Regions from separate parts of the Homo sapiens genome. Here all the other regions are linked to region 3. The links are chromatin loops, found by intact Hi-C in ENCODE. Cell type or tissue: MCF 10A. All regions are shown on one strand. Each heading gives the region's core, and the rest is flanking DNA. Links, peaks and the distances in the headings are about the cores only.

What was found. A loop is a pair of places that touch in the nucleus more often than their neighbours do. Peaks named below come from ENCODE experiments on the same cell type or tissue, not always from the same donor. Only the 100,000 strongest peaks of a DNase experiment are listed, where the experiment ranks them.
Region 1: a loop joins it to region 3, with 9 times the contacts of the local background. A loop is called at or near these places in 4 of 110 quality-filtered maps.
Region 2: a loop joins it to region 3, with 2.0 times the contacts of the local background. A loop is called at or near these places in 8 of 110 quality-filtered maps.
Region 4: a loop joins it to region 3, with 2.3 times the contacts of the local background. A loop is called at or near these places in 7 of 110 quality-filtered maps.

What each region holds. Positions count from the first base shown.
Region 1 is chr3:177,774,813-177,780,613 of GRCh38, forward strand. No RefSeq gene overlaps it. Among named protein-coding and RNA genes, the nearest start is that of LINC02015, 39 kb to the right of the region's middle. In MCF 10A, for the core only: a CTCF peak has its summit at 3,108 (motif pointing left); DNase peaks (open chromatin) are centred at 1,999 and 3,119.
Region 2 is chr3:177,587,599-177,593,399 of GRCh38, forward strand. The region is part of intron 2 of LINC00578 (long intergenic non-protein coding RNA 578); the gene reads left to right. Among named protein-coding and RNA genes, the nearest start is that of LINC00578, 150 kb to the left of the region's middle. RefSeq lists silencers at 1,349-1,549, 2,349-2,549. In MCF 10A, for the core only: no CTCF peak of the experiment used is centred there; DNase peaks (open chromatin) are centred at 2,523, 3,983 and 5,293.
Region 3 is chr3:177,475,789-177,481,589 of GRCh38, forward strand. All of the region lies in intron 1 of LINC00578 (long intergenic non-protein coding RNA 578), which reads left to right. Among named protein-coding and RNA genes, the nearest start is that of LINC00578, 37 kb to the left of the region's middle. In MCF 10A, for the core only: no CTCF peak of the experiment used is centred there; a DNase peak (open chromatin) is centred at 2,883.
Region 4 is chr3:177,814,765-177,820,565 of GRCh38, forward strand. It overlaps LINC02015 (long intergenic non-protein coding RNA 2015), which reads left to right and starts at 2,101. Exons shown (of 3, transcript NR_110826.1): 1 at 2,101-2,232. In MCF 10A, for the core only: a CTCF peak has its summit at 2,369 (motif pointing left); a DNase peak (open chromatin) is centred at 2,057.

The DNA of each region.
Region 1 (5,801 bases), core at 337-5,336, 300 kb after region 3:
TGGGAAGATATCTAGGGCCTTGAAGGAAGTGAGCCTGAAATGTCCTGCAGTTGGTACAGACCTGCTGCCTGCTCACATTTGCACCTCCTAAAGATGATTGCACTTTGGAAGGAAGATAGCCACCTAGGTGATTTAAGTGGTTGTCCCCAGTGCTGCCATTTTGAAATCAGGGAAAGGGATCCCTGAGGGCCAGGCTAGAGGTGAGAGGAGAGGACTACAATTCCATCACCCTCCTAGAGTGGCAGAAGGAGAAACGGTGTCCAGGATAACTAATGCTGACTAGTGGCCTTAGGGCGAGCCCCCATTTTCATGAACTGCCTGAGTCCAAGGGAGGAAAAAGATGCCCCAATAAATCACTAATGCTGTGTGTTTTTTAAAAATCATCGATTGACAATAGAGAACTTAGAGGAGAGTAAGGTTTCTTATAGAAAGGTAAAGAATTGTGGCACTTCTTGCATCTGTGTTGTTGAGGAATTTCTATTTGTGATACACTTATCAAGCATCTTTTTCTGTCCTATTCCTGGTGCTAGACAGATGGAGAGAATCATTGCCTTCCCTTAATTAAGGGAATCTAAGTCTAGTGGGGAAGGTAGACAAACAGAATTACAACACTAAAGGAAGGGTTCTCTACTAGTCTTATGAGTACCAGGCAGGGACAGTGCAGAGGAATGGTGACTGAATCTGCTTGAACCCTGGAGAAAGGGTATGGGGGAGGAGAAAGGAAAGGCAATTCAGTGAGGGATCAGCATCTGCAAAGCCACAGAGCTGTAGAAGGTTGTCGTGTGTTAGGAACAGGTGAGACGTTCAGTGTGCATGAAGGTGGGGCTGCGGGGTACCTAGTGTGAGGTGGTAAAAGTAGATGCCTTCCCAAGGCCCTAATTAATGAGTATCATCAATTTCAAGAGTATTTCAGATTAGTCTCTGCTCAGGGAAACATGAATGGCTGCAATCTTACAGCTCATATATGAAAGACACTTGGTAGAGGAGCTTCCCCAATTTGGTAATACTAAACATGTACATGATATTGTCAATAATAGGTTGTGAAGCTGAAAGAAATTCTCTCAATTATCATTAATAATAAACAAATTTTGATTAACCATGTTACAGGAAAAATGGAATGATCTTTCTAGTTTCTCTGTAGGAAAGGATATTACAGAATTTTGTCATAAAAAGAAACAGACTCTGCAGCCAAAAATGTAGAATACAGGCATTTAGGGAGACTTGTTAGAACATCAGTACAAATCTTATGTTATCGATACCAATTCATACAAATCTGTTATTTGTTTCTGGGTTTTGTGATATTTCTGGTATTTGTTGGCTTTTTAAAGCTGATATTTTTGCATTTTTCTTTTCTCATTCTGAATAAATATTCACTATTGACTTACTTTTTATAATTTTTCATACAGAGGGCATCATAAATTGTATTAGCTTCTGGTCTCCCTAAACCTCTGTTGGCCAGCAGACAGGAGCTTAGACTAGAAAGGTAGGTTGCCACCAATCTGGAGTCCGAGACTCACAAGATGGTAGAGGACCTGCATGTCCACCTGAGGCTTCCTGTCCTCATCTTACTAAAGAAGAAACTGGGCCCAGAGATGTCGAGTGACTGCTGTAGGTCTCAGAGCCTGCTGATAGCAGAGCCAAGAGTTGGATTTATCTTTGGCTTCCCTAACATGTCTTCCTTATGTCAAGCTCTGCAAAGGGCAAGCATCGGGTAGGAGTCACAAATACGTTGACTCACTTGTTTTGGCCGGTACAATGTTTAAAAAATAACCCAATGTCAATGCTTTTAGGAGGGACTTGCACTCTACCATTCATAGTTTCTTCCATTCCCATCTCCTTACAGCAAGGTGAGGCATGTACTCGCCCTGTGTCACCTGAGAAGGTATCTGGGTTGGGGCAATGGTACTTCCAGAGCAGAGGGGTTTTGAGGCTGTAGGCTTGAGACATTCTCCTCCTGTGACACATTGCTAAGAAATGTGGTGTTCCAAAATGAATCTGCCACAACATCATCTGTCAGCAGCTCTGGTATTTGAGTTCCCGAGTAGGAAAAGAACAAAAGCCACATTCTACCTGTCAGCAATCATGAAATGGTAGGAGGAACTAGCCATGCTGGCTGGTTTGTGGATGTGTGATCACGGGCAGGGAAAACTGGAGGAATGCCAACTCTTTGAGGGAGAAACGCTGCTTGTGACAGCAGCAGACCCACTCAGAGCATATTTCAGCAAGGGGCTGCTTGTATTTAGTTTCAGCCCTTGACCGCACCGTATCTGGCAACTTAAGTTCCAAAGAAAATACAATATTTCAGGTGTTCTTAGCATAACAGTGGACCAAGAGTGGGTATGTTTTCAGTTACAAAAGCAGCTAAAACTTCAATCTCAAAAAACAGGAATCCAAACCATTACATTGCTATAAAATTCTGGCTAATGGACATAGGAAACAGTCTTGTTAGCTGTTGCCAATCCACACCAAGAAATCATCTAAAAAGAATGGTTGTGTATTTGGTCCAGTTCAGTTCTCTCCTGATATCAGACTCTAAGGCCTTCTATAAAGCAGTCTAGACTATTTTACTTGGGGACATATCTAAGGATTTAGCATATATTACATATTATGACCTTTTATATTGTTCTTAACAAAGTCTACATTTATCTAAGACTTAACTATATGCATGGGCTTTACATTTATTATATCAAATTCATGTAACAATCTTGCACTCTTTTCATTTTATAAATAAAGTATCTGATGCTCAGAGAGGTCATATCTTGTATATGATACCGTGATGCAAGACCACATATTTATCAGCAGAGCTAGGACTAGAGCTCAGGTCTCTTGTTCCAAAGTCATGACATACTCCTGCCTCAACACAACTGCCATAAAGAAAAGCTCAAACCAATGTGTACCAGTCAATGTGACTCCCCTGAAGGCTTGTGTTGCACCCAGGTATGGTCCATGGGACTAGGGTCATCACCCTTTAGGCCGGTTGGTTGCATTCACTCTAGGTTGTCTTGCTGAGCTTGCAAGGATTGGCTGGGCAGCTGCCATAATGTCCAATGACTGCCTGCTGCTGAACATAGTTATCTTTTTCCTTCTAGGGAGATGTGGAGCACCAGGGAACAGGTTCACTGAGCCACCTTGTGTCCATCTCTGGGGACTGCATCTTCCCCCACATTCTAGCACCTAAAGATATAGGGGACTCCATCTTCCTTTGCTACCACCATTCTTACATTCTAACCTGAAAGAGACTTTGCCTACATGCCTTTGGTTTTCATCAACCTCCCAGTACCAGCTTATACCTTTGGTGGACAGACTACCTGCTGTCTTAGGACTTGGGGTAATTTATGTAGATTACCAAAGAATATTTTAAATAGTTGGTCGTCACAAACTCTAAATTCTAGGAGAAATTCAGGCTCTGTCCTCTCAACTCCCGTCACAGTCTTGCAAGGAGAAGGAGCTCAGACATGAACAAAGACAAAATTGAATCTTCAAGGACACACAGTGTTGCTTCCCAAAAAGGGGGCAGAAATTTTCAGCAGGAATTGTAGTGATCATAAATAGAACAGAGGAAATTCTCTGAGTCACTTTGGATTCTATCTTTCATCTTTAATTCAGCCATTGTGGAAGCACATACAAAATGATTACATAGTGGTTAAGAGAGTGTGCTCTAAATTGGAAGCATTGGTATGAACTCATTTCTAAAATAAATGTATGTGTATATACATGCAGGTGTGCTCAGGTAAATGTGTGTATGTGTGTATACATATGTGCATATGCATATTGTAAGTGTATATGTATATTTGTGTACATACATATATACATGCATCTATTTCCCAACTCTAGCTGCTGAAAAGACCTAGAAGAAAAAAAAAGTCTAGTAGCAATGAGCACACCTAGTACTCAGATTTTGTCCTCTAATACCATTCTCTACTGAAAGAACAAGGGCTCTTCTCCTCAGAGAAGTGACTAAATGTAGGCCTGGGACAGGGAAAGTTCTAGAAGCTAATGAAACATCTTGTTATGTCGATGAGAAGGGAAGTGTTAAAAAAAATGCTGAGGGCATGTCACAGGAAAAGAGCTGGCAGGAAGTGGCTCCTGTTGCCCAAAACTGAAACAATTTAAATACCAAAATATATAAGGACAGTATGACCATAAACCACTGAAGAAAACAGGAATCCATGAATCTGAACTAATTTATTTAATAATTAGATAAATAAATAAGTGAATAAACAGAGGAAAAAGGAGGACTCTTGCTTGTTGTAGAATGCCAGGTGCTGACTGGTAAATGTGGAGAAACTGCTGGAGTTAGAAAATTATTATTTTATAGCTGTCATAGTCAAGATTGGTCCAGGGCCAAATTACCAATGGATATTAAATCTAAGGAAGAATTTTGATGAGGAGCAGGATATTTTTATGTTTTTAAACTGACTCCCAACAGATTGCCTATTAGTTTCAAGGGAATAATTATATCTACACAGTGTAGAAATCAGACAATGCCTTGATTAGGTAAACAAAATAAAGAAGCAAATAAGCTTTAAAAAATTTTTTAATTTGAGGTGGAGTATCACTCTGTCACCCAGGCTGGAGTGCAGTGGCACAATCTCAGCTCACTACAATCTCTGCCTCTTGGGTTCAAGTGATTCTCCTGCCTCAGCCTCTCAAGTAGCTGGGATTACAGGCATGCACCACCACACCCAACTAATTTTTATATTTTTAGTACAGATGGAGTTTCACCATGTTGGCCAGGGTGTCCTCTAACTCCTGACCTCAGGTGATCCACTCACCTTGGCTTCCCAAAGTGCTGGGACTGCAGGCGTGAGCTATCGTGCCCTGCACAAATAAATATTTTGTACTTCCAGGATATAATACTACGAGAAGAACACAATATTACTTGTGGGGTATTCTGGCTGGATGTATAGCATAAATGTAAGTATAAGGAAACTTCAAAAAACTGAAAATTAGATATTTTCTGTTAGAAAAAGGAGGAAGGAACAGTATTCTTTTTTTTTTTTTTTTTTTTTTTGAGACGGAGACTTGCTTTGTTGCCCAGGCTGGAGTGCAGTGGCTCGATCTCGGCTCACTGCAAGCTCCGCCTCCCGGGTTCACGCCATTCTCCTGCCTCAGCCTCCTGAGTAGCTGGGACTACAGGCGCCCACCACCACACCTGGCTAGTTTTTTGTATTTTTTTTTTAGTAGAGACGGGGTTTCACTGTGTTAGTCAGGATGGTCTCGATCTCCTGACCTCTTGATCTGCCCACCTCAACCTCCCCTGTATTTTTTAAAATGTCAATGACATTAAAAAAAGAAAAAAAAAAAGAAAGAAAGAAGGCTGCAGAAATGTCCCAGATTAAAGGAGACTAAAGAAAGATGACCAGTGCAATACCTGATTCTGCACTGAATCCTGTACTGGAGGAAAAAAATTATGATATAAAAGACATTTTTAGGCCAATTGGAAAAATTAGACTATGGACATAGTCTAGATTAAATAGATTGGATTAAAATTTTATGTTAATGTTAAGTTTCCTGAATTAGATAATTCTGCTGTGATTATGTAAGAGAATCTCTCTCAGGAAATACACATTGAATTATTTAAGGGTAAAGGGGCTTGATGTATTCAACTTCCATATGGCTTAGAAAAAACATATCATATATAATATCTTATGTATTTTAATATCTATTTATTAGATTATGTAATATGTGTTGTATAATATAAAATTTTATTTATGTAGATAGAGATGAGATGGAGAGTGCAAATGATAAAGCAAATAGGGTAAATATTAACAGATAAATCTGAGTAAATAGTATGTCAG
Region 2 (5,801 bases), core at 493-5,492, 110 kb after region 3:
TAGAAGTGATGACTACCTTTTTCTTAACTCATTTTTTAAATTATATAAGTAATATGCTTTTAATAGTATAAATGTTGTGTTAGGCAGTTTTCTTGCTATAAAGAAATACCTGAGGCTGGGGAATTTATAAAGAAAAGAGGTTGAATTGGCTCACAGTTCTGCAGGCTGTAGGGGAAGCATGGCGCTGGCATCTGCTTGGCTTCCGGGGAGGCCTCAGAGAGCTTTTACTCATGGCAGAAGGTGAAGCAGGAGCAGGCATCTCACATTGCAAAAGCATGAGTAAGAGAGAGAGGTGGGGGTGCGGGGAGGTGCCTCACATTTTTAAACAACCAGATCTCACCTGAACTTATCACCAAAGGATGATGCTAAGACATTTGTGATGGATCTGCCCCATGATGCAAACATCTACCATCCGGCCCCACCTCCAACACTGGTGATTACATTTCAACATGAGATTTGGTGGGGAAACAAATCCAAACCATATCAAACATGAAAAAATGAAGGTGACCCCCTACTCCCCAAAAAGAAAGAAAAATCACTCTTCATTTCCCTGCCCAGAGATGTCTGTTGTTAACCTTTTGGTAGGTTAACAACATCTTGTTTCTTTTTCGTCAGCTTCTTTTGCTTTTCTTCCTCTTCCCTCTTTCTGTCTCTGCCCATTACACACACACACACACACACACACACACACACACACACACACACACTTGTACAGTACATGCCTGCATGTTTCAAACTGCAGTGGAATTGTACTCTTTATCCCATATCATGAAAAATTTTAATGTCAATGAAAACTCACATCCAGTATTATTTCTAATGACAGTACAATGTTTCATTGTGCAATTATACTTCAATATAGCTTCCAGAAAAATTTAAAATATTATCAAGAGGAAGTATAGTCTTTAGGATAAAAGATAAAATGTTATCAAGATGAGGTATCGTTTTTAGGATGCCTCCTAATCCTCTTTATGTAGACTTGACTATGTCTTATAATCTCACTGCTTCATTTCCCACCCATAAAGCAGGACACTTTAAATCTACCCAGCACATTCCACTGGGGTGGTAGGTGGGATTAATTAATACTTTCAAAAATAATTTAGAAAGTGAAAATTGAAGGACTGACCTGAGACAAAAGTGTCAACTAAGAAAGACTGATCTTGAGACTCTGTTTACTTATCTGTAATATGGGATTCATATCAATATTATAGGATTGTAATGAGGATACAAATTAGGTGATAATAAGAAAGCATCAACCACTGACAATGACATCCAAAAAAGAATTCGGTGAACATTAGTATCCTGTCTGGGAGCTCCACTTTTTTACTCTAAGTCTTCCCTGTCTCTTCTTGCTTTGTCAATTTTCCCTCTTGTCCCCACCTCCGGTTCCTGGGAACCTTGTGTTTTCTGTCCTTCCTGTCAAAAGCTCAGCTTTCAGATCCTTCCTTCATCATAAAGTGTCAATACCTAGCAGGTGATTAAAGAACACTTTAACAGGTAGCGGATGTTCAGATGCCTGGAATTTTAGATATCTGCAGCTGGGTGGGGTGAGATAAGACCCAGTGAGTGGGTATTCACTTGCCTTGCTTACCTATTCATTTACCTTGCATGAGTCTACCATGATGACTGGTAATAGTGGGGTTGATATTCAGGATATTTAGCAACCAGTTCTTCCTCATCAGAATGGATGCTGACAGAAAACAAGTGATTTGGCCAGACAGTATGCACTGGCTGTGTGTTAACCTCGGTAAATCGTGTTTAACACACTCTTGTGGTCTTTACTTTGTTAACTGAGCTATTCACTTTGTGGTAGGGTCTGTGGAGCAGTAGAAATAATCTGAGATTTGGGCTTCCATTCAAACCCTGGCTCTGTAATGTCCTGCTTGTGTAATGTTGGCCACAATTTTCTTATCCCTAAAGAAGAATTATACTACCTACCTCATAGAGTTTGTTTGTTTTTGGTGAGGCTCAAAAGTAGTTTCTATAAGGGAATATTTTATAATGAGAAAAATGTGATAGAAATACTAGCTGCTATGATTCAGGAGTTCTTCTTTCTCTATATGTGACAAAGACAGCACCAATTATGCACCAAAGCTATAGATTAAAAAAGATTCCAGATTTAGTATAAATGATAGTTTATATTTTAAGGCTTAGTGAGATGGGGTAAAATGTATATTTCTGGGTACCCATAGCTCTTTCTCATCTATGAAATAAGACTGTCCTAAATCATTCTGAGCTTCCCTCTAACTCTTCAAATCAATGCTTTCAGGGCCAGGGCTTTTTATTGGGCAATTTCTTTGGGGGTTTGAGTCTTCTTTGCCAGGCTACTCGGACTCACTTTAATTGAGTGCAGCTGCGGAGAATTAGCTACCCGCCCCCCTCTCTACTTCAAGGCTAGGCTTGAACAATTCTGTTCTGAATCCATGAGTGGCCCAGAGAATGAAAGAGACAAAAGGTTTCAGGTTTCTCAATCAAAGTTTCCTGTGGTCCTACCCATACCAGCTATTGTGTGCTTTTTTCCCTGAATGACTCAACTCTGACCTGTCATGAAGTGTTTGATATTTATATTTCTGGAAATGGTTAGCCACATTACTAGGTAATAAGGTTGCAAATTCCAAGTCTCCCTTGTAGTCGAGGTCAGATGTTGTCCTGGGAGTGGGTGGGAAGGTAGAGAGGCCAAGATTGAGGCTGCTATGCTTAAGGGCAGATGATGAGATCAAGCCTGGCTGCCTGCATTATTCCCTGGTACTTATCTCTATTTTGGCAAAGGACCTCCTGAGCTCTTAGTTCAAGTTTTCTGGTCTTTTACTTAAATTTGCATGGCTCTTGGATCTTTTCAATTGTTATTATTACTCCATATTTAAATGGAATTTGCCTTAAAACATAAAATATTAGAGGCCGGGCATGGTGGCTCACGCGTGTAATCCCAGCACTTTGGGAGTCCGAGGAGGGCGGATCACCTGAGGTCAGGAGTTCTAGACCAGCCTGGCCAACGTGGCGAAACCTCGTCTCTACTAAAAATACAAAAATTAGCTGGGCGTGGTGGCAGGCTCCTGTAATCCCAGCTACTTGGAAGGCTGAGGCAGGAGAATCACTTGAACCCGGGAGGTGGAGGTTGCGGTGAGCTGAAATCGTGCCATTGCACTCCAGCCTGGGCAATGAGAGTGAAACTCTGTCTCAAAAAAAAAAAAAAAAAAAAAAAAAAAAGAATATTAGCCTGGAAAGAGAGCCACAGGATTAAACAATCCAACCTACTCCTTTGGAGTAGAGGTAATACACATGGAGAAAAGTTTCTTGACTTGCCCTGGGCTACAGAACTGCTAAGTGGAAGAGAGAGGTCTGAAGGGCCTGGTTTCCTGATTCTAAGTCTGTTGTTTTTTCAAGACGACTTTCTGTGCTAATTCCTGTTGGTGTGGTTTGCCCTTGGACACTTCTGATGCTCTCAGCTTCATCCATCTGTTTGTTCCAAATAAACACTATTATTCCCCACATACACACATCCTGGGACATTATCCACATACAGGAATCTAAAAGTGCTCAGGATGTGGCAAAACCCCAGGGAAAGAAGGAAGGGCAGGGGAATAAAAGGGATGGGAGTGAGGTTGCTGGGGGCAACTGAATTCACACTGGCACAATGACCGGTTCAGTCCTAAGTCAATCTAGTTAGGTACTTTAATATTTTAAGTCTTTCCTTGGGATGGCCCAGGGTGGTGGGCCAGCTCCCTCCTCTCTTTGCTCCTCCAATATATAGGCACCTGGAGCCAGAGGGTTTGTTAGTTTTAAGACCCCACCTACATTTCCTATCCTGGGTTACTGACACTGGCAGGGACTGACTTGTAATGGCAGGAGCTGGCTAATCAGTTGCAAGTTCCTGACATCTGGTAATGGAGAGGAACAAAGAGTGGGAGGCCAAATAGGGAACAGACAAGCCCCATGCGGGGTAAAGTGAAATAGGGCAGAAGTGGCTGGGCAGGAAGACCGAGAAACACACACATGACATGTTCAGACATATCCACATTCTCTCACACAGGAAGAGGTGGCGAAAGCCCACAAAAACTATGCTACTCCCAAACACCAGTCACTTCCCTGGTGCATCCATGAAGTTGACTAAACTGCTATACATTCCACTGCCTTAGAGGTCCACAACCCCGTTGAAGAGCTCAGAGTCTAAAGGAGGGAGCTCTTTGGAGCAGGGCAGTGGCTCCCAAGGCTGCCTGACCTTCAGGATCACTGGTGCCTCTTGTTCAATGTGCAGTTTCTGCAGTTGCTTGGTTCCTCTGAAAAGAACCTAACCACCTTTGGGCTTCTCTATTAATAAGCTATACGAGAGATTCTTAGGACAAGGGATGTTTGGGGAAACTGATGGGGAGAAAAGAACCTGGGATGTGGAACCACATGATCCTGTATTAGCTTTGTACTCTTGAGCAAGTGTTTTCTGAACCGAAAACAGAGGAGGTATAGTAATGAGTTCAAAGGTATAGCTCTGGAGCCAGAATGCCTGGGTTTGAAATCCTGGCTCTGTTTCTTATTAGCCTTGTGTCATTAGGCAAGTTATTTAACATCTTTTCCCCTCAATTTCCAATCTGTGAAATAGTGATAATGATTATAGTACTTTTCTTATTTTCGTGAAGACTGAGCTATGACTTAACTAACTTGGAAAGATACCTGGTTCATTGAAAGACTATACAACCATTTGCTGTTAGTATTAAATAGTGGATAATGATGTTATTTCCCATTTTGTTAGGAATTATGTAAGAGGATATAGATAAATTGCTTCATGCAAAGTTGATGCTCAATAAACAGTACCTGCTTTATTGTGAGCTGTATACATAAGAATGTTTACAAACATTGTCTACGTGGGAGCATATTATCATATTGTAAACTGAGTACGTAAGTACTGAAGAGACCTCAGGGAAAGAAGATCCTAGAGTCTTCTGCAAGCCTAATTTATAAGTCAGTGCATCAGCTGAGGCCATCAGGCTAAATTACAGCTGCTCAAAGGGGAGATGAGAATATCCATTATCTTATGAGTGGATCCATTGAAAGTAATGGCAAAAACCGCAATTATTTTTGCACCAACCTAATATGAAGGATAGTGTGGATGAGCAAGGCTCGAGGCAATTGTTATCAGTTCAAATCAACTCAGATCCTCGTGAAAAATCAAATGGATTTTAAAAACCTAGCTCATCGGAAAACTGCCAAAATGCATGAGAACAGCTCCGGAAATCCCATCTGTTTCATATTTACAGAACTTCTCGTTCCTTCAGTCTGGGCACAACTGACTCACTTTTCATTGTGTTCCTATGGCAGAGTGTCTTGTCATTTCCAGAGAAACCAGACAGCAGGTTTGATGTGGGTGAGAAATGCGCATGCCTGCTTTTGTAATTGGTAAGGCTGTCTAAGGATTTGATTCCTTGTGAGCCACATGGGAAAGGGATTATATAATTTAGCAAATTTACAAATATATATTTTAATGTGAGGTAATGATGCCCGGATCATAAACTATGCCTTTTCTTTTGCTCACAGGCACCGCTCTCTAGCCAGACTGCCCGGCTCTATTCTTGTCCCACTACTTAGTAGCCATGTGACTTTGGGCTAGTTACTTAACTTCTTTTTTTTTTTTTTTTTTTGAGATGGAGTTTCACTCTTGTTGCCCAGGGTAGAGTGCAATGGTGCGATCTCGGCTTACAGCAACCTCCACCTCCCGGGTTCAAGCGATTCTCCTGCCTCAGCCTCCCGAGTAACTGGGATTACAGGCATGCACCACGATGCTCGGCTAATTTTGTATTTTCAGTAGAGACGGG
Region 3 (5,801 bases), core at 208-5,207:
CAACAATGACAACAAAACACAACCCAAGATGTGTTGAAAAATAGAGTGGCTAAACCCAATTATTGCATTACTGTGTTTTCTGGCGAGATGGCAATAAAGAGTTGTGTGACCTCTATACATGGTCATCTTTTACAGAGTGATTTAGTTGTTTTTTTTTTTTTTTTTTGAGATGGAGTCTTGCTCCATTACCCAGGCTGGAGTGCAGTGGTGCAATCTCAGCTTACTGTAGCCTCTGCCTCCCAAGTTCAAGTGATTCTCCTGTCTCAGCCTCCCGAGTAGCTGGGATTACAGGCATGCGCCACCACACCAGGCTAATTTTGTATTTTTAGTAGAGATGGGGTTTCTCCATGTTGACCAGGCTGGTCTCGAACTCCTGACCTCAGGTAATCCACCTGCCTCGGCCTCCCAAAGTGCTGGGATTACAGGCGTGAGCCACCGTGCCTGGCCCAGAGTAATTTAGTTCTGTTATCATGTTAACTCCCAACAGCCCCCAAATTTAGGAAATGATTTTAACAATACTGTGATTTTTCTAGTAATAGCTCTGTGCAAAGCATTTTAAGAGGGAAATTGTCTTTAATCCTTATAGCAGTGCCATGGAATAGATAGTATCACCTCCTTTGTACTGAGGAGAACACAGAGCAGGGTGGTTCAGCCATGTTCCCGAGGCTGACTGCTTAACAAACAGCAGAGCAAGGGGCTCAGATCCTGCTCTGTTTGACTCCAAAACCTATGCTCATGGCTGAATGCTACTTCAGTCTTCACTCAGTAATTCTTTCTGAGAGGGTAAATCAACATCGTTGAGGATTAAAAACATGACTTCTATTGACGCGATTGCCAACTCTTGACAGACCATTAAGAGGAGCAGGGAAAAATATGTCGCTGAATATGAAGTTTGAAGTTTATTACGTTAGTTATCATTCAAATAGGTTTTGGAAATCACTTATCTAATTAGCTACGATGATTATTCGTCAGTTGTTTCTATGGATACTACTCATCTTATTACTCAAAATAGACACTCATTTATGTGCTTATTTCTGCACAGTCTAGTCATCAGCATCTGATAGTTCTGACACAGGAGGGAATCCTGTTTTTTTTTTTTTTGTTTTTTGTTTTTTTTTTTAGTGGGCCGTTTACTGGCTACACTGAGTCCTATCTTGTAAATACTCGTAATGCACTTCCTCAGGCTTTGAAGTAAGTGAATAAGCGCAGCCCTCATGGATTTCATAGCTCGAGAACAGTGTTTCTTAAACTTGGCTACACATTGGAATCACCTGGGGGTGATTGTCCACTCACAGAAATTCAGAATCTCTCCAGGGTAAGACCCAAATATCATTGATCTTAAAATCTTCCAGGTGTCTCCAATGGACATCTAAGTTTGAGCACACTGGCTCTTAGGGTAAACAGGTGCAAACATTCCTAAGCAAACATTCACAAAATTCTCTCTCCTCACAGGCATGCTAGAACATGAAACTGATTGGGTTGGACATTAGACTCACTGGGTAGTGGGGCGGGGAGGTGGGCTTATAGACAGACTGATGCCTGGCCCCCACCCTCGTCAGATTTTTAATTAAATGGTCCCTGGAGAAGGCTGTGCTTAGCGATCAGTATTTTTAAAAAGCCCCTTAGGCCACTCATATAAACAGCCTGGTTTTGAACCACTGAGTCACACCTACTAATCTCGAGAGAAGGCCCAAGGCTCAAGAGAATTATGTTTCCGTTGCATTAATTTCCAGTAAGGCCTGATGCTTTTCTTTTTTTTTGTTTGTTTTTGTTTTTGTTTTTGTGACAGAGTCTCGCTCTGCCACCCAGGCTGGAGTGCAGTGGCGCAATTTTGGCTCACTGCAACCTCCACCTCCCGGGTTCAAGCGATTCTCCTGCCTCAGCCTCCTGAGTAGCTGGGATTACAGGCATGGGCCACCATGCCTGGCTAATTTATGTATTTTTAGTAGAGATGGGGTTTCATTATGTTGGCCAGGCTGGTCTCGAACTCCTGACCTCCAGCGATCTGCCCACCTCGGCCTCCTAAAGTGCTGAGATTACAAGCTTGAGCCACCATGCCAGCCAGCCTGATGCTTTTCAGCAGACATCTTCCTGGTTCTGAAACGAAGAGATGAAGAGTGAAAAATTCAATTTAAATAAGATTTTCCAGCAGTGTAGGGTTGGGGTGGAGCTCTAAAACCATCTTGCCAGCCTGAGTTATTGAATACCAATGTCAGGAATAATTGAAGCAGCAGCACAAGGGGTATCTGTGAGGGGCGGAAAGGTCTAGTTTAGTTGATCTATTTGACCTTGTTTGCTAGATGTGAAGTCTTCTTTTCCTCGCAGAAATGAAGAGTTTAAAACAACAACAAATCAATGACCATATCACATTGTATTGGAATATTGAAAATACTCAGGCTGCTTGATAATGTAAAACAGCCATACTTATATTAATTATTCAATAATAGGCAGCTATCTATATTTTGAACTTTTTCCTATTGTTTCAGCTAGGAGCAATTCTGCTTCTCACACGTGTAGCTTGCTTGTCTGTTTCTTTTCCCTCTTTAGACTGTAATAGTGCTGAGTTCACCATGGCCCCTTCATCATAATGAGAAAGAACTTTTCTAATGACTCAGAGATTTCTAAATTAAACCTAAAATGTTTATTACAAAGATGCTGGACACACATTATGCATCGCTGTTGCAATACAGTAATATAATTCAGATAGAAATTATCTTTGCAAATGGCAATCAATTTTTGCTACTACTTTTTGCATTCTTGACAATCTAGTCACTGGGCTGTGGAAAAGTGCTTTTACTTGATTATTTACACTGTTGATAATCACTGTGGTTTTTGGCAGAGCTAAGGCATTATTTCACAGACCTGCATTGCAATAGGGAACGGGTGTAACTTCAAAATACTGCCAAAGTTCCTGTGGCTTTAGCCGACACCAAGGAATGTACAAACTCAAGCACAATTCTTAGGAGACTTCATTCTTTTACAGTGGTTTGCCACAGGGCAGTCCACATGCAGGGACAAGTTAAACAAATATGGTCCCTGGAGAAAGTGGGCTCCCCTGTAGCCCAAGAAGTCTACTGCTGTGGAGGTCTTCAGGAACTATCTGCATCTCCCACTTAATGCCCAGGACACATATCCTCCCACTTAGAACTTTGGGTTTAAAAGGGAGGAAACATATTTTAAAGTATTAGATAATTCAAAAACCGGCCAGGCACAGTGACTCACGCCTGTAATCCCAGCACTTTGGGAGGCCGAGGTGGGTGGATCACCTGAGGTCAGGAGTTCGATACCAGCTTGGCCAACATGGTGAAGCCCTGACTCTACTAAAAACACAAAAATTAGCTGGGCCTGGTGGCAGGTGCTGGGAGGCTGAGACAGGAGAATTGGTTGAGCCCAGGAGATGGAGGTTGGTTGCAGTGAGCCGAGATGGCACCACTGCACTCCAGCATGGGTGACAGAGACTCCATCTCAAAACAAAACAAAACAAGACAAACGAAAAAACAAAAAACAAAAAACAACCCCGTGGTGCCACTGCACTATTTTCAAAGGGAAAAAGAGCCACCGCTCCAGGCTGAATGTTTTCTTATAGATCATATGCTGATAAAGAAATGAACACAGACCTGTAATGTGGCAGATAACCTTTTGCAAGCGACTGCAAAAGAATAAAGAAAGATAGAAGCAGCGGAAAGAGCTATATTAAATGACTGCCTTATCACTCTTAGACAACTCCTACCTTTGATTTTTAAAAAATTTAAACATTTCAAACAAATCGTTATGCCATAGTGGGATGCTCTTGGGAAACACAAAAACAACAACAACAACGACAACAACAAAAAGAAAAAACAGACTCTGACTAGTCCAAAAACATCTCAGCAGGCAATCTAAGGACTAGAACTGATTTAATTTCTTTCAAAAAACTCTCCTCTATCATAACAAAGGTGTCAGTTATAAAGGGGAACATCTGTTTTGCTAGACCCTAAACTAAAACCTCTGATTCTTTTCACATCAGTCATTGAACAGCTGTCAGATATATGAACAAGTTTTAGACACCTGAGAATTATGACTTTGAACACGTGACCTAGAGATCCTCTGCCCCTGTTATCACTTCCTTGGGCCACCCGCCATGGCAGACTACACAGTCATTATAGAAAATGCCATCACCCAGTTTTGTTTGAGACTACACCAGCATGTGTTCAGCATTTTGAGTATTTTTCTGATTTAAGTAGCACTTATTCCTGATTGCTTTTGGTCTTGTCCCTGTCCTATTTTGTGATACTACTATCTGCCAGCCACTAAAGTCAGAAATTGTAATTATCTTTAATTTACTAACCCTGGCTGATCTTTGGCCATTGTGGCTGGTGAATTCTTCTTTTCTTCTTGTGCGTTACCATTACCTGAATTCAGGCTGGCATTATTACATTATCATCCTCTTTGAATAGCTAAGGGGCATTTTGGCTCCTTTAACTCGCCACCCATTCTTCCCTTTACTGCCAGATTTTCATCTTAAATCAGAGATCAAATAATCTCATTGCTATGTTCAAGTTTTTCCATGGTTCCCCACTTGTCTTCAAATTCCTTATCATGTTATTCCTCACTACTCATGTTAGTAGTACTAACACTACTCATGTTAGTAGTAGTCTTCTAACACTACTCCACCTGGCTCTGCTGCTCCACTGAAGACCCTTGATTATAATCTCAGCTCCAGCTCTGCCTGGTGATTTTTCCTTACTAACAGCGTATGTAGAATCCTTCCATGTTTGTGTTAATACACAGTTGCTCCCGCTTAGGACTCCATTCTCCTCTTTCTCCTGCCATCATAATACACACCTCTTAGAAGGCTCATATCTAATGTCACCACAGAGAAGTCTTTTCTGCCTCAAGAAATGGAATACTTCGGCCGGGTGCAGTGGCTCACTCCTGTAATTCCAGCACTTTGGGAGGCTGAGGCGGGCAGATCACGAGGGCAAAAGATCGAGACCATCCTGGCCAACATGGTGAAAACCCGTTTCTACTAAAATCAATAAAATAGTGTGGACTTACATACTTTTATATGAGCTTCCTACAGACCAGAATTGCATCTTCTTCATCCTTCTGTGCTCAATATTTGGCCCTCTATCTGTACATTGTAGGTGCTCAGTCAGTGTTATATTGAATTAGGATTACAGAGCACTGGCTTTCTGTGTGGTAGTTCATGGGAAGCTTCCTGCTCAGTGCCTATCAGGTGTGCCATTGCGTGATATATGAGTTGATCTGAATGCCCCTTGAGTTCCTTGTGAGCTTAAAAATTGGAGGAATATGTAATCCCAGCACTTTGGGAGGCCAAGGTGGGCAGATCACGAGGTCAGGGGATCAAGACCATCCTGGCCAACATGGTGAAATCCCATCTCTACTAAAAATAGAAAAAATTAGCCAGGCGTGGTGGTGCGTGCCTGTAGTCCCAGCTACTCGGGAGACTGAGGCAGGGGACTCTTTTGAACCCGGGAGGCGGAGGTTGCAGTGAGCTGAGATTGTGCCACTGCACTCCAGCCTGGGCGACAGAGTGAGACTCAAAAAAAAAAAAAAAAAAAAAAATTGGAGGAATAACCCAGAAAGTAGACAACTATTTCCCTCCTGTATTGTCTTCTCCTGCTGGCCTCTTCTGTGACCCCTTAACCTTCCAATCCCTTCCATCCTGCTGTCTCTGTCTTTGTTCCTCTTTTTGTACCATCAGAGCCGTTTCAAAGCACAGCTCACATTGCACCTTCTACTGCGAGCCTTCTGCTTTGGATTTGCTTTTTTGCTGATCTCTCTAGGACTTCAGAATC
Region 4 (5,801 bases), core at 424-5,423, 340 kb after region 3:
GTATAACTGAATTAGGAATCAATAACAAAATGATCTCAAGGAAACTTTCATATATTTGGAAATTAACAACACACTTCCAAATAACCCATAGATCAAAGAAGTACTTATAAGAGAAGTCAGAAAATATTTTGAACTAAATGATAATAAAAGCACAAAATATCAATATTTGTGAGATGTAGCTAAAACCATTCTTAGAAGAAAATTTGTAGAAGAAAACACTAACAAAGGAAGAAAAATAGTCACTTTCTGGTGCTCAATAAATTATTAGTTTTTAATCATTATTAATAGTATCATATACATAGCAAACTTAGTTTAGACAAATTTACAAAACGTGTGTGTCAGGGTAATGTTACCTATGGCATTCGTTATCAACAATTACCTCTTAAATTTGGCAAGGAATTTCATTAACATAGATTCCATTTCCTAGTGAAAGAGAAGAGCAAAGCATCTGCAGCTTAAAGACCTGGTTCCATCTTCTTCTTCTGCCATTTACTACTGTTCTGACTTTCTCTCTCTTGGTGGCAACTTTCTCAACTGTAGTGGAAAAAATGATATCTGCCTAATCTATGTCACAAAGTCACTCTAGAAAATAGAATGCCATATGAAAACGGACTTAGTGCCAAAAACAGTTAAGGCAATTATTCTTACTCATGAAGGAAGCTAGAGAGTGTTCCTGCTTCTTTTATATATTGCTTGTTTCACTGACGCTATCATTCTCTCTGATTTTTATATGTGGCCTTGAACTCAACAAAGGTTTATATTAAAGATCTTCTATGTAAATAATTGCAAAATTAGACCAGAAGAGAAACTAATGGGCAACTATGGCGTTAGAAGCTTGAACCACTTTCACAGCCTGCAACACCTGTTGAGTCACGTTCATGCTCCTAGGTGTAACATTCAGGGTCTCCATCACCTGGTTTCTCTCTGTTCTCCGGCCTCATTTTAACCTACTTAGCTCTAAAACTTTTAGACTGTTTCATGCCTTTGAATATTTAATCATGCAGTACCCACTGCCTTGAATGTTTTGCAAACTTTTTTTTTTTTAACTTGAAAAACCTGCTATGATTCCCTCTAGTTCTAGTTCCAGGCATCATCTTCCCCAGGAAGCTTTTCCCTAATCTCCTTAGGAGTTAAGGGCCCCTTCCTTCTACCCCCACAGAATCCTGCACAAAATACTGTCTTATAACCCCTGATATTGTGTTGTATTTTCTGTGTAGGAGTCTGTCTCATCACCCAGACTCTTGAGTTACACAAGGGAAGGACATGTTTTATTCATTTTTGTAGATTTAGTACAAAAGAGTACATTATAATAGGGTGCCTAGTGCATATTAAGAAATCAATAAATATCCATTACTTTCTTTAAAAAAAAATGAATTGCTTACACTTATAAATCTATTGAAAGTATCATGGCAAGAAGCAAAGCTCTTAAAAACCATAAAGAAATTATGAATTTTTCAGGGTTTTTGGAATGTGGTTGCCACTTAACATTCAAACTATTAATAAAATACTAATGTGGGTATAAACTGAAAACTCAGGTGTGTTTTTCTTTAAATAAATTTGGTGCAAGGAAATCTGTGATTATGTTGTTAAAATTGAGAATTAGAAAGCGGTTCTTCATTTAATGAAGAAGACTTTCTTTATACAAAATAAGCCATAAGATTAAATGGTGAACTGCTTGTGGACATTAAATTGACTAAAAAAGAGGTTTAAATTCCCATACAAGGAATACGTGATATGCACTAACTTATGTATATCTATATCTTAATAGAATGTGTTGGGCACGTCTACAAGATTTTCCTTAAAATGTAGAAGAAGCCTAGAGTATAATATTTAAGAAAGATTACATATTATTCCAGTTAAAACTTTCAAATTAGGATTGATTGCCAAGACTACTTCAACTCATGTGGGGAAATTGGAGGAGTGTTTTGACGGGGGAAAAGACAAAACAGAAAATGCCAGAGCCCAAAATAAGTTCCCCAGAGAAGCTGGGAGTCTTTGCCTTGATTGGATACAGACTGGGAACTTTCTCATTGCTTTGGAATTTGGGCTAACGTCCAAAACTGAGGGTAACCTGTGACAATTGCATTGCACATTCTGAAGAAAGGTACTTAGACATGTTCCCCACAGGATGTGTTAAGGTGTTGGCCAATCATCAAATATTGTCACTCCAAAGAACACATTTAACAGCCGGGAAGAAAATTGTAGGAAAAGAGAGCACTTTGGCACGGAAGGGTAAGCTGCTATGTGACTTCGTCTTGATCCAAGAGAGGAAATTGAGAGAAAACCCTCTGGAGCAAAGGTGGTGAGGACAGAGAGGCTCACTAGTGGGGAATACTGCCATCTTACAGAGTTCGAGAAATTTCCTCAGAGAGTTTGAAGGGTGCCCTCTAGAGCAGGACTTTGCAAACTTTCTGTGATAAAGGACCAACCTGTTTCAATTTCCAGTCCATCATGGAGTGACAGGTTTATAGATTTACTAGAACTGAATTTTTAGAAAAATGAAATGGAAACAATGTTCAGAGGTTACATACTCTGTATTGTAACATCAAATTGCTATAAAAATTTCTGAACAGTACTCTTAATTCCTGCACTTATTTTGTCATGAACTGGTAACAGACTGTTAAGAATCAACATGAGTGCTGAGACCTCAGAATAAGTACCTCTATCCTACATCAGAACTTCACCCAGAGATCTGGTTAAAATGACAATTCTGAGCACTACTGCCAGTCCAAGCTCTCTGCTACTAAGAGGCTCCTGGGCGATGCCAGTGCTCTGGTCGGGGGCATTCTTTGTGTCCAAGGCTCTAGAGAAGTGCAGGCCGATAGAAATATGATGTGAGCCACACATGTAATTTATTTTTTAGTAGCCTATTTAAAAAACAGGGAAAGGAAATGGGTGATTAATTTTACTAATACATTTTATTTAAGCCAATATATCCAAAATATTATCACGTGGTTGATATAAAAATTAGTGATGAGACATCTTGCTCTGTGTGTGCGTGTGTGTGTGTGTGTGTGTGTGTTTTAATACTAAAGCTTTGAGATCTCAATTTGGACTGGCACATTTCAAGTGTTCAATGGACACATGTGGTTAATGGCTTCAGTGTTTAGCCAGGCAGTGCTTGAATGTGGGCAGCACAGGGCCTGGTGCCTGACTCTGCAGGAGAAATCACAGGTATGAGGTGGCTGAAGATGCGCAGCATGACAGAGTGAGGCCAAAAGGCAGCAGTGCTTGAAGTTTGAGAACATGATGGGGGAGGATGTGTTCATTTTCCTGCAGGACAAGTAGCACTGTGCAAGTTAGTGCAAGTTATTTGAAGGGCCTCCCACCATTTCACAGCAAGAGGGGTGCATGCTGGAATGAAGGAATCCCAAGCACCTTCTGGTACAGGAGTCAAGGTTCTTACAAAAGATTAACGAGAGAGTGTTTTGAATGCATCAGGAAATGTTAAATGTATGAGTCCCTGAAAGGGTCTCCAAAGAATTAACAGAGGTACTTCATGAAAAAGACTTCTTGGAACATCTGTCCTACACAGGGCATTTGACAACAAAGAAAGACACAAATGCACTTGAGCTGGGGAGGAAAAACATTGATTTCAAGAATAAATTGAAGTTTTGGTATCTGATTGGGTTAGAGTTTTTTGATTCCTGAAAATAAGTTCTATAGTACTTGAAAGTAAACAGAAAGTCGTGGATCTGCCCAAGAGGTCGTTGAGGGGAGAAGAAAACTCTGACGGTAGTTTTGAGAAAGGTTGTGGAGAGAGACTGAATTTTTTTTTGTCCAATTTGATTTATTAAATCGACCATCATCTGTGTGAGCTCGTGTTGCAAAAATGACAACACAGATCATTTAAATGCTTTGTCGTTCACATCTCTACTCGGCAGCCTGACGCTGACAACACTGCCAGGCACATGAAGCAATCCCTCCAAGATACATTTCAGATATTAATGTTTTGGTATTGTTAAATCATATTATTTTTATTTCTATAAATTTATCTTGTTCCCCATGTTAATGGCAGAAAGTTTCAAGTTAAAATCAAGGGTAAACACATTGGCTTAGGACTCTGTCTTCTTCTGAAAGGCCTAAGCCAGGAAGGTGGATACAATTGAAGGAAGCCAAGAGAAATTGGTTAGCCTGCTACTGGCTGCAAAGAATAGAATCCCAGAGGCCAAGTATCTAAAATGACAATAGTAACTTCTCCCATAGCTAAGACTCACGTAGGGTGAATCTCATGGCTGGTTGATACTGTGACTCAATGACATTTAGGTTTTTACACAAAATATTTCTTCACTCTGCTATCTTTTGAGCTAGTTTCCTCTTTAGAATGGTAGCAAGAAGGCTATGCCAGATCTAAGCAGTATACTTATGGGCAATAATACCCAGGAGAAGAAAGAGTCACTTCTCAGGCTTCTCTTTCTCTCTCTCACTCTTTTTTTTTTTTTTTTTTTTTGAGAAGGAATCTCTCTCTGTCGCCCAGGCTGGAGTGCAGTGGTGCAATCTCAGCTCACTGCAACCTCCACCCACTGGGTTCAAGCAATTCTCCTGCCTCAGCCTCCCAAGTAGCTGGGATTACAGGAACATGCCGCCACGCCTGGCTAATTTTTTGTATTTTAGTAGAGACGGGGTTTCACCATATTGGCCAGCCTGGTCTTGAACTCCTGACCTCAAGTGATCCTCCCGCCTTGGCCTTCCAAAGTGCTGGGATTACAGGCATGAGCCACTGCACCTGGCCGCTTCTCTCTTTTTCTCAAATTTTTCTGACAGCCTCTCCCCCTGTCTCATTGTCCACAGTTAGATCACATGTCCATTCCTGAATTAATTACTGCAAGGGAAATAGAGACCAACGAGTAAATCTATATTCCAATGAGACTACCCCTGGAGTTGAGGTTCATGACTATGAGAAGGAAAGATGGATATGTGGACAAAATTAGATTCTATTAAAAAAAGAAAGAAGAGGCAATGAATGTCAGGTAAGCACCAATACTATTCACCAAATATCCTATGTAGGTTTCTAATCCAAGTAAAAGCATGCTTCCAATGGATAGAGATCTACCACATACTCTATGACAAACGTCTAAGCCAAACCAGGTTGTCCATGTGAACACAAACCTATTACTGAAACTGCTTCCTGGATAATATCACATTAAATTAAAACTTGGATCATGAAAAGGCTTTTGCAAAGACACAGTATTTCAGTGGAGGGACTTCGTAAAACAAACAAACAAACAAACAAACAAAAACCACAAAGTTCTCCCAGATACTCAACTGAGTTAATCTTGCATTGGATGTCCACATTTAATGTGTCACATTGGAGTCTTAAAGTACCTTCTGCTAGTTGTGTCAGAATTTTGCTTCAGAGTAGGATATAAAAAGAAAAAATATCTTCTTATAAATGTGATTGTTTTTCTGCCTTTGTTATAAATGAAAAGTTATGAACGTTTCAAGATGTACTTTCTTTTTAAGCAGTTAACTGTCAGTTTACTGTAGCTGGGCCCTGAGACAGAGATAAAGTCTTTATAAAACCTAAAACAATTTTAGAAGATTATTCAAACTTGTGGGTTTTTACACATATTTTTCCAGCATTAATTTGTTTCTATTTTTCTTGGAGCCGTAATGTATGGTTCTTGCTTTTCCAGTACACTACCTGAGTATAACAGTATGGTTAGAAGTTTCATTCTAACAGATCTGTTATTCTACATGGTGATAGCAATGGTTAATGCCAGACTAGTCTCCATACAAATAGTACTTGAGGAAAATTTTCTCTTCTTTCATTGGTAGTTTATATTAATATTCTTCACCTT